Regions from separate parts of the Homo sapiens genome. Here region 2 is linked to region 1. A link is an interaction called in ENCODE POLR2A ChIA-PET data of the cell type or tissue named here. Cell type or tissue: PC-3. All regions are shown on one strand. Links, peaks and the distances in the headings refer to the core of each region. The heading gives the core; the rest is flanking DNA.

What was found. ChIA-PET counts read pairs that join two places held together with the same protein. Peaks named below come from ENCODE experiments on the same cell type or tissue, not always from the same donor. Only the 100,000 strongest peaks of a DNase experiment are listed, where the experiment ranks them.
Region 2: POLR2A ChIA-PET joins it to region 1 with 45 read pairs; 4 of 35 experiments call an interaction of 5 or more read pairs at or near these places.

The regions. Positions count from the first base shown.
Region 1 is chr16:75,055,757-75,061,134 of GRCh38, reverse strand. The region is part of intron 1 of ZNRF1 (zinc and ring finger 1); the gene reads right to left. Among named protein-coding and RNA genes, the nearest start is that of LDHD, 58 kb to the left of the region's middle. In PC-3, for the core only: no CTCF peak of the experiment used is centred there; no DNase peak of the experiment used is centred there.
Region 2 is chr16:75,614,409-75,619,786 of GRCh38, reverse strand. It overlaps ADAT1 (adenosine deaminase tRNA specific 1), which reads left to right. Exons shown (of 10, transcript NM_001324445.2): 4 at 1,147-1,201; 5 at 2,515-2,645. Among named protein-coding and RNA genes, the nearest start is that of ADAT1, 6.2 kb to the left of the region's middle. In PC-3, for the core only: no CTCF peak of the experiment used is centred there; DNase peaks (open chromatin) are centred at 2,976 and 5,066; H3K27ac peaks cover 2,872 bases.

The sequences.
Region 1 (5,378 bases), core at 204-5,203:
TTGAGGGGATGGATACCCCATTCTTCATGACCTGCTTATTATTTCACACTGAATGCCTGTATCAAAACATCTCATGTACCCCATAAAAATGCATACCTACTATGTACCCACAAAAAATGTATTACTATTTTTTTTAATCAGAGCTTCATATTAGGATCTGAATTCGTTAGTGTCCCCTGAAGGGGAGTCACCACTGCACAGCCTTCTTGAGAACTTCCTTCCCTATTTTCTTAGCCTCCTCCTCCTCACGAAGTTACAAAACTCCAGTACCCTCATAGTACAGGGGAGAAATAGAGATGACCTTGGAATTCTACCATCAAAATCAAAGCTGCGGCCAAGATTAAAATCCAAGTTTCTGGCCGGGCGCGGTGGCTCACGCCTGTAATCTCAGCACTTTGGGAGGCCGAGGCAAGTGGATCACTTGAGGTCAAGGAGCTCAAGACCAGCCTGGCCAACATGGCAAAACCCCATCTCTACTAAAAATACAAAAATTAGCAAGGCAGGGTGGTGTGTGCCTGTAATACCAGCTACTTGGGAGGGAGGCAGGAGAATCGCTTGAACCTGGGAGGCGGAGGTTGCAGTGAGCCGAGATCACACCACTGCACTCCAAGCCTGGGCGACAGAATGAAACTGTCTCAAAAAAAAAAAAAAAAAAAAAAAAGATTTTCTGAGTCTGGTATGCTAGGGTGGATTTCATGGTCATTGTGCTCAAATGTAGAGATAGGATATATTTCCCTGCTCCTGCCACAGGCAAGGTGGGACTACCCTAACTTAGAAAACTGTCGGCCGGGTGCAATGGCTCATGCCTGTAATCCCAGCACTTTGGGAGGCAAGATGGGCGGATCACAACGTCAGGAGTTTGAGACCAGCTTGGTCAATATGGTGAAACCCTGTCTCTACTAAAAATACAAAAATTAGCCAGGTGTGGTGATGCGCGCCTGTAGTTCCAGCTACTCGGGAGGCTGAGGCAGGAGAATCACTTGAACCTGTGAGGCGGAGGTTGCAGTGAGCCGAGATCGTGTCACTGCACTCCAGCCTGGGCAAGAGAGTGAGACTCGCCTCAAAAAAAAAAGAAAAGAAAACTGTCACTTCACCTTGGTTTGTAACGGCAAGTCCAAGTGCTCCTGGGTTTCTACAACTGAGAGAAGCTCCTAATATCCTGGGCTGTACCAAATAATCAAACGAGGTCTAGTCATAAAATCCTAGTCAAATTGTCTGTCTGATCCCCTAGACTTTGTAAAGGAGTGAAGAGAGAAATGAGATGAAGGAACATAAAGAATGTAACTTCAAGGGTCAAATGAAACAAAGCCGGCCTGAAGGAGAGAAAGGAGCGGTCAAATCCATCAGCCTAAGACCTTTAGTCCATGTTTAAATTGATTTATACAATTTCCAAACATTACAGGTAGAGTAAAAACTTCGAACTTTTGGCTCCAAACACTTCTCTGCTCACATTCAGAAATGGAAGGATCAGATAAGACCTGAGAACAAACTTCAAGAGATAGATGGGAGTCTTTTTGATGGCTGAAAAACCGGTTCCTACGAGATCTGAGCCATTTCGTCACAAACAAAAGTAAGAAGATGGGTAGTTTTCTCTGATACCCCCACTGCATCTGAGATTTCTCATGCTTTATCTGAATTCATTATGCTGTTCTTTTTGAAAATCCAAGATATCCAGCCTGGCTAACATGGTGAAACCCTGTCTCTACAAAAAATACAAAACTTAGCCAGGCGTGGTGGTGCATGCCTGTAGTCCCAGCTACTTGGGAGGCTGAGGCAGGAGAATCGCTTGAACGGAGGAGGTGGAGGTTGCAGTGAGCCAAAATTGCGCCATTGCACTCCAGCCTGGGGGACAGAGTGAGACTCTTTCTCCACAAAAAAAAAAAAAAAAAGAAAAAAAAAAAAAAAGAAAGAAAGAAGGAAAGAAGGAAGGAAAGGAAAAGAAAAGAAAAGAAAAAAGAAAATCCAAGATATCTGGGGCCAAGCCTACAAGGGCAAAGGGTAGCTGCAAAGTCCTGACACCTACTCTCAAAACAGTCCGGATGGTTGGCAGTTCCTCTGGCTCTTCCTAGAGCAGGCAGGCCTGACACATTCTGAGGCTTCCTTCACTGCTCCCAGATGCTCACACAGCTGGGGATCAAGGCCAGTATCTAGTTGTTTATATTCAAGTATGAAAAGCCTGGCGGGTAGCAGCCCCTTGGAAGGGTAACATTTGGCAGCAGCTCATCAACAGTCCAAGGAAAACACAAGGTGGTCAAACACTCTCAACTAAGGCACACAGAAAGCCCAGCGCATCTCCTGGGGGATGAGACCGATTTATTTAAAGGACAAACGGAAAGGAACCACGAGGATGTGGAACAACTCTCCTGAGTCCAACCAGCAGAGCAAGATGAGTACCAACACCCACTGCCATCTACCCTCCACCTAGTCTGTCATCAGGTTACCAAACTCAACCCAAATCCCTTTTCCAAAGCAGCGTGATGAGGTTTGCTACTTACTTTCTGCCCAAGTCCTGGGAGCCCTGTTGTCCAGTAGGGCTATGATTCCTCTTTAACTGATCCCCACTATGGCAGTCATTTCTGGTCTAGAGTAGTTGTCCCATCTTTAACAATTTATCTCATTCTTTTGAGAGGCCTTGGCTACTCTGTTATTCTCCTTAGTTCCTGCTGACTGCAACAGTGTTGGGCCAGCAGGTTTGGGGAAATAATCCTTGGGTCTAACATTTATTGTGTTATTCTTAGAGTGCTCCTTGCAAGCAAAGCTACTGAAAGCCAAAGTAGAAAAAGCTGCATATAATGGATGAGAACAGCTCACCTCAAGGGACCAGCCACAGCGCTCCTCAGATCTAAACGCTCCCGCACAGAAAGCAAAGGAGCGTCCATTGTGGCACATGCTTGTAGTCCCAGGCAGGCTGAGGTGGGAGGACTGCATGGGACCAGGAGTTCGAGATCAGCCTGGACAACATAGTGAGACCACCCCCCCGTCTCTAAAATAATAAAATAACATAAAATATTTAAAAAAAAAAAAAAAAGAAAAGGAAAGGAAAAAGGGCAGGTCAAGTATCAGTGTATTTAGAGGACCAGAAAGGATGGAATGCGGTTCTCTCTCAGGCCTCATATTTGTTGAGAAGGTTTACAACAGCAGTGGTCCCTACTTTTCTCCACACACAGCCCACCATGTATAAACAGCAATTTCTGGGTGGGCGTGGTGGCTCACGCCTGTAAACCCCAGCACTTTGGGAGGCTGAGGCAGGTGGATCACCTAAGGTCAAGAGTTCACGACCAACCTGGCCAACATGGTAAAATCCCATCTCTACTAAAAATACAATAATTAGCTGGGTGTGGTAGTGCACACCTGTAATCCCAGCTACTCTACTCAGGAGGCTGAGGCAAGAGAATCACTTGAACCCGGGAGACGGAAGTTGCAGTAAGCTGAGGTTGTGCCACTGCGCTCCAGCTGGGGTGACAGAGTGAGACTCTCAAAAAAATAAAAATGAAAAATACATAGCAGTTTCCAAGGCAGAAGGAAAGAACCAATTCCATCGAATTTCTTGCAAAGCAGCTGTTATGACGATCCTGAGGCCAGGGAAGATGAATCCCTTATTTATAAAAATGAAAGCGGTCAAGATAGCACCTGTAAGACCAGAATGAATCTGGTCACTCTGCTACACCAAACAGGCCAAGCCCCTGGCTAAGGAATAAATTGCTTCTTAAGGAGCTTTTCTTAATCTGGCACCTCTTTATCCAGGACCAAATCAATATATTAAAAAAAACTCCAAGTGTTGATCAAACCTGGTGACTCTAGCAGAGCAAAGAAGAAAACAAAACTGTCACCATCTGTATTTGTATTAGAATAACCTTACTAAATTCCATTTATATTAGAAATCTGGCATGAATAAGCAACAAACAAGCACGTGAACTACAATGGAGTCAAAGGAGCAGGGACATGCAGCAGGACGGCAGGGTGGGGGTATTCCAAGATGCCCCGGTAGTACCTGATTCTGAATGAGAGAAACCCCCAGGAGATTCTGAACAAATCTGAAAGAAAATGCAACAGCATTACGGTACTCTGTATGGAGAAATGTCCATCAAAACAAGACTCTAAATCTGTAATACCAACTACCCAAGAAACTGAACTAGAGGATGCCACAGGCCTGAATGCATCAGGAGAGGAATCTAGTGGCATTAAAAAGTCTTTTCCTGACCAGGCGCAGTGGCTCAGGCCTGTAATCCCAGCACTTTGGGAGGCCAAGGCGGGTGGATCACATGAGGTCAGGAGTTCAAAACCAGCCTGGCCAACATGGTAACTTCTTAAGTTACCCCATCTCTACTAAAAATACAAAAATTAGCCAAGCATGGTGGCACACACCTGTAATCCCAGCTACTAGGGAGGCTGAGGCAAGAGAATCACTTGAACCCAGAAGGTAGAGGTTGCAGTGAGCTGAGATCATGACATTGCACTCCAGCCTGGGTGACAAGAGGAAAACTGTCTCAAAGGAATAAAAAAAAAAAAGGTTTTTCCATGAACCAAGTCCTTGAAATGAAAATGATCTATCCTCTCACATCATGATACTTGTGAACTTCAGTATCTGTATCTTCAGTATTTTTGTCCAAACATACAGTTTCCATTCTTGTCAGAGGACCAATACCAGATTTGTCAACCAAGAAAGGTAAACATCAACCTCACACATAACATCAACATCATACATAATCTTATACCTCACTTTTAAACCTATTCTTTTCAGAACCACTAGAACTTATGAGCAGTACTGTCATTGAAAACGATGGAATCTTCCACCATACTCAACCCTTTCAGGGCCTCTGGCCAGAGCTGCCTGATGAAAATGTGAATGAACACACAGTCACTAGGCTTACACGCTGGGCTGAATAGAATGAAACTGATCCTTTTACAGTTCAACTTTCTTAAGCCCATACCTCTTAAGAAGAAGATTCCAATTCATCCTTATGGATCCTTAAACTTCAAACTATATATAAAAAGGAGTCTTAATGTGATATGGGGAGAGGCACCTGCAGAACTGACCATCAGCTATCAATGGCTAAAATGATTACAGTCCTCAGAATTTTCTCCAAAGGCAAATATGCCCCATTACATAGAAATACAACATGCCTGCTCAGCAAAGGAATTGAGGTAAATTCTGAGCAGCTGAGGGATAGCTTGGATCACTGGTTGGCAAATGTCTTTATCGAGGAAATACTGGAACAGAAACATTGATGGTTTTCTTAGAAGACCCTCTTGGTCCTTCAAGGATGTGCCCAGTTGGAGACAAGGCCAGCTTTCCCAGGTAATGCTACTTTTAGTAGGAAAGGCAATAACTACCCCCACAAGACTGAGTGTTTATGCTGTTTTTCTTCTGTAAAATC
Region 2 (5,378 bases), core at 77-5,076, 560 kb before region 1:
AGGCACCCACCATCACGCCCAGCTAATTTTTGTATTTTTTTAGAGACGGGGTTTCACCATGCTGGCCAAGCTAGTCTTGAACTCCTGACCTCAGGTGATCTGCCCACATTGGCCTCCCAAAGTGCTGGGATTAAAGGTGTGAGCCACCGCACCTGGTAAGCAATCTTGAATGACAGGAAGCTTTGGGCCTCAACAAGAATATGAAAATTCCTTAGAGATCTGGGGGTTTTTATTTGTCTGTTTCAGTGGTTTTTTTTTTTTTAAGAGACAGGGTCTCACTGAAGTACGGTGGTACTATCATAGCTCACTGCAGCCTTGAACTCCTGGGCTCAAGTGATCCTCCCACTTCAGCTTCCTGAGTAGCTGGACTATAGGTGTGCACAGCTATGCACACCTATGTGCAGCTAATTTTTTTCATTTTTATTTTGTAGAGATTTGGTCTCACTGTGTTAGCCAGGCTGGTCTCAAACTCCCAGCCTCAAGCTATCCTCCTGCCTTGGCCTCCCAAAGTGCTGGGATTACAGGCATGAGCTATTGCGTCCCTGGCCGAGATCTGGGGTCTTTACCTCTTCTAGCTAGCAGGTTCCTCTTTGAGTTGGCTTCTACCATTCTCCTTGCCTTAACCTCCTGTATATGAGGAACCTGTTCCAGGATCACTGTGGATTGGATTAGATGGAATTGTACCACCATGAGCACAAGTAGGATACTTCTGTACAAAAGATCTAGACCTTTGTTCTCCGAATGAGGTTTTTCTATAAATTAATGTTTCTCACCTGGGGGTGATTTGCATCCCAGAGGACATTTCGCAATGTCTAGAGACATTTTTAGTTGTCACAACTGAGGGAGGGGTGCTAGTGTCATCTCATGGGTAGAGGCCAGGAATACTACTAATAAACAGTCTACAGTGTATGGATGGAATAGATCCCCCACAACAAAAAATTTTCTGGCCCAAAATGTCTACAGTGCTGGGTTGAGAAACCCTGCACCTGATGCATTGTTATTCATGATTGTGGTACCTTCTGGCAAAGCTCTCCAGGAGCTACATGACCATCCTGGGTGCTGGTGGGACTGCTGTGTTCTGCTTCTAGGAACCAGACCCTCTCCAGCTTCCATATGTCTTCACCTGGTGTCCTATCTTTGCCGCAGGAGACATCCTCAATGATAGCCATGCTGAGGTCATAGCCAGAAGGAGTTTCCAAAGGTAAAGCCACATCTCCAGAGTATGGTTCAGCAGGACTGGGGTGGGAGTCCCGGAATTTACTTTTTTTTTTTTTTTTGGGGGGGACAGAGTCTTGCTCTGTTGCCCAGGCTGGAGTGCAGTGGCATGATCTCAGCTCACTGCAACCTCCGCCTGCTGGGTTCAAGCAATTCTCCTGCCTCAGCCTCCCAAGTAGCTGAGACTACAGGCCCGTGCCACCATGCTCAACTAATTTTTTGTGTTTTTAGTAGAGATGGGGTTTCACCATGCTGGCCAGGCTGGTTTTAAACTCCTGACCTCATTATCCACACGCCTCAGTCTCTCAAAGTGCTGGGATTACAGGTGTGAGCCACCGCGCCTCACCCAGAATTTACATTTCTAATAAGCTCCTAGGTAATACAGATGATATTAGTCTGTAAACTACACTTTTGAGTAGTAATGTGGTCTAGACTAGTGGTTCTCTCTTTTTTTTTTTTTTTTTTTTTTTTTTGGACACAGGGTCTTGCTCTGTTACCTAGGCTAGAGTGCAGTGATGTGATCTCAGCTCATTGCAGCCTTGGCCTCCTGGGACTCAAGCAAGCCTCCCACCTCAGCCTCCTGAATAGCTGGGGTTACAGGCGCATGCCACCACACCCAGCTAACTTTTCCTGGGTTTTTTTTTTTTTTTAAAGACAGGGTGTCACTATGCTACCCAGGCTGGTGTTGGATTCCTGGGGCTCAAGCGATCCTCCTGCCTCAGCCTCCTAAAGTGCCGGATTTACAGGCATGAGTCACAATCCTGGCCTGGACTAGTGGTACTCAAACTTGATTGTACATCAGAAGAACCTAGAAGGCTTGTTAAAACCCAGATTGCTGAGCCCACCACAGAGATTCTGATTCAGCATATCTAGGGTGGAACCTCAGAAATTGGGTTTCTTCTTTCTTTTTTATTTTTCTAAAAAAAAAAAAAGAAACAAAAATAGAGTCTCACTCTGTCACCCAAGCTGAAGTACAGTGGCAGAATCATAGCTCACTACAGCCTCAAACTCCTGGGCTTAAGCAGTCTTCCTGCCTCAGTCTCCCAAGTAGCTGGGGTTACAGATATGAGCCACCGAGGCCAGTTGAAATTGGAGGTCTAACAAATTCCCAGGTGATGCTGATGCTGCTGGTACAGGGACCACACTTTGAGAATCACTGGTCTAGAGCATTCTCATAATTCCCCATCACTACCAGTCCCATTAGTCTACAGTAAGCTGTCTTAGTAATCACCCAACCAGAGGCTTTCCCCTTACCACAGAGATCGGTTGTTCATCCTAATAACATCTTGCAACCCTTAGGTACCTTCTCCACCAACTCCAGTTGGCAGCCACCCTGAAAGAGGATAGCATCTTTGTCCCAGGAACTCAAAAAGGAGTGTGGAAACTTAGACGAGACCTCATTTTTGTGTTTTTCTCCAGCCATACACCCTGTAAGTATATTCAAGCCTTTGGATTAATGTTACATGAACTACTTCCTTATGTTTGTGTTATCCATAGGTAGGTTTTTTCCTAAAAAGCACTAATGGCTGAAGTAGCCACAGGTAGTCACAAGTAGCCACAAGTAGTGACAGTGCCTTTTTATGACAGGCTAGTGTACCTAATCACTTCTAAAGGTTTCATCTAAAGAGAAGACAGAGGCAAGGGGTGCAGAGTCTCACTCATACTATTAGTCAATTCTCAGAATCAGGATTAGGAGCGTAAGGCTGAAACCTCACAAGATGTGAAGCCAACATGGGGCTTGGAAATCCTATAGTGACTTATCCTAAAACTCATTTCGTTCATTTAGTCATTGAACAAATACTTTCTACTATTTGTCAGGCACGATATGACATACTGAGTATACAGAAATGAATAAGACTAGCATATTGCTTACCTTCATAGTCTTTTAGGAAATGTAGACAGTCATGGTTAGTTAGGGTAAATTTTGGTGGGTTATAAGGGTATGTTCAGGTGCTATGGTTGCATAAGACAGGAAGACCTAGCCTGGGGTGAAGGGGGTGTCATTTCCGTCTTTTGTTTTTCTTTCTTAAAAATTGAAAATAACTTCTACCTTTTGTGGATAACAACTCAGGATGGCAGCAAAATTTTCTCACCCTAAAACCTTTGAAATAAGGATATAAGATTAAACCTTAAAACTTTTAAGCTTTAAAGCTAACACATGCAATTAGAGCAGAGATAAGAAATCACTATGAAGAAATAGAATAGCTGTGTAGATTTGATCATAACTCAAATTGAAAATATAGATACAGCTTAAGAAAGAATGAGGCCAGGCACGGTGGCTCACACCTGTAATGCCAGGACTTTGGGAGTCCGAGGCGGGCAGATCACTTGAGGTCGAGAGTTCCAGACCAGCCTGACCAACATGGAGAAACCCCATTTCTACTAAATATACAAAATTAGCTGGGCATGGTGGTGCATGCCTGTAATCCCAGCTACTCGGGAGGCTGAGGCAGGAGAATCATTTGAACCCGGGAGGCAGAAGTTGCAGTGAGCCGAGATTGCGCCGTTGCACTCCAGCCTGGATGACCCGGCAAGACTCAGTCAAAAAGAAGGGAAAAAAAAAAAAAGAGAGAGAAGAAAGAAAGAGTATGAGAAAAGAGTTTTAAGAGTCAAAGCCCAGAAAAATGACAGGTAGGCAGCACTCATCCTTGCTCTTTTCTTAGCCGTAAGGGCCCTAGTCCAAGGCCCAAAGGTTGTTTCCTAATCAGCTCCTCTCAAGCTGTAATATGCACATGAATCTCCTGAAGAACATGCAGATTGAGATTCATTAGGTCTGGAGTGGGGCCTGAGGTTCTGCATTTCTAGCCAACTCCCAAGGCATGCCAGCAGTGTGGGTCCATAGACCACACATTGAGTAGCTAGGACCGGGGTGATCCCAGTGACAGCTATAGCCTTATTGTGGAGAAAGAAGCATCTGAGGATCACAGCCTGATGGCCTAATCCAAACTTGTCTAACCCACGGCCTGCCTGGCTACATGCAGCCCAGGACAGCTTTGAATGTGGCCCAAGACAAATTCTTAAACTTTCTTAAAACATTATGAGATTTTTCTTGCGATTTTTTTTTTTTTTTTTTTTTTTTTTTTTTTTTTTTAGCTCATCAACTATCGTTTGCGTTCGTGTATTTTGTGTGTGGCCCAAGACAATTTTTATTCTTCCAATGTGGCCCAGGGAAGCCAAAATACTGGACACTTATGTAGTTTGATTATGCCCTTATCAAACTCCTTAAGTCAGTGGTCAACAAACAGGTACTGATCTGTGAGAACAGTCCCTGAAAAAAACCAAGAAAGCTCAAGACTATGTAGTGAATTTTGCAAAACTAATTTCTTTCACTTTAAAGGAAATGAGAGTTTTTTTTTAAGTGATGGCGATTGAATTTTTTTTTTTTTTCTCGATCTCGGCTCATTGCAATCTCCACCTCCCGGGTCCAGGCGATTCTCCTGCCTTGGCCTCCCAAGTAGGTGGGAATATAGGCATGCGCCACCACGCCCGGCTAATTTTTTTGTATTTTTAGTAGAAACAGGGTTTCACCACATTGGCCAGGCTGGTCTCGAACTCCTGACCTCAAGTGATTCGCCCACCTCGGCCTCCCAAAGTGCTGAGATTACAGGCATGAACCACTGCGCCTGGCCGGTAATTGAGATTTTTAAAGATCTTCCTTGATGGAATAAAAAGTTGGCAACCCTCTGTTCATCTTAAAAATCTTCAGGAAATTTTGCTGGTAATCTTTTAAAATGTGATGTCCTCCCATGGTTTGTCTGCAGAGAGAGAGAACATTACCTAGAGAATGTGCCTCTCTGGCTCCCTTGGTATTTACATCCTATGAGTAATTAATAATTTGTTGGCTGGGTTAGCTACTTCAGGCTCTTATGAGTTTTATTAGCATGAGTCAGGCTCTTGCATTCAGGCATTCTGTCAAGATCCAATTTCCAAGCCTGCAGAGTGGGAGATGGACCCTGGTGAGTTCTCCAAAGTCACTGTGACCTTGTGAGGTCTCTGGAAGTCAGCCAGCCAACCTCTCCAGATGTATTCCCACTTCTGTATCTCTTGCCTTTCCCACTCTTGAGTTATAAAGATTACAGATGTATTATTTATACACTTTAGAAAAGCAACACTCATCAGGTTAGTGTTTGAAGAAATCTTTCGCTTCTCAAGGGAGAGCTGTG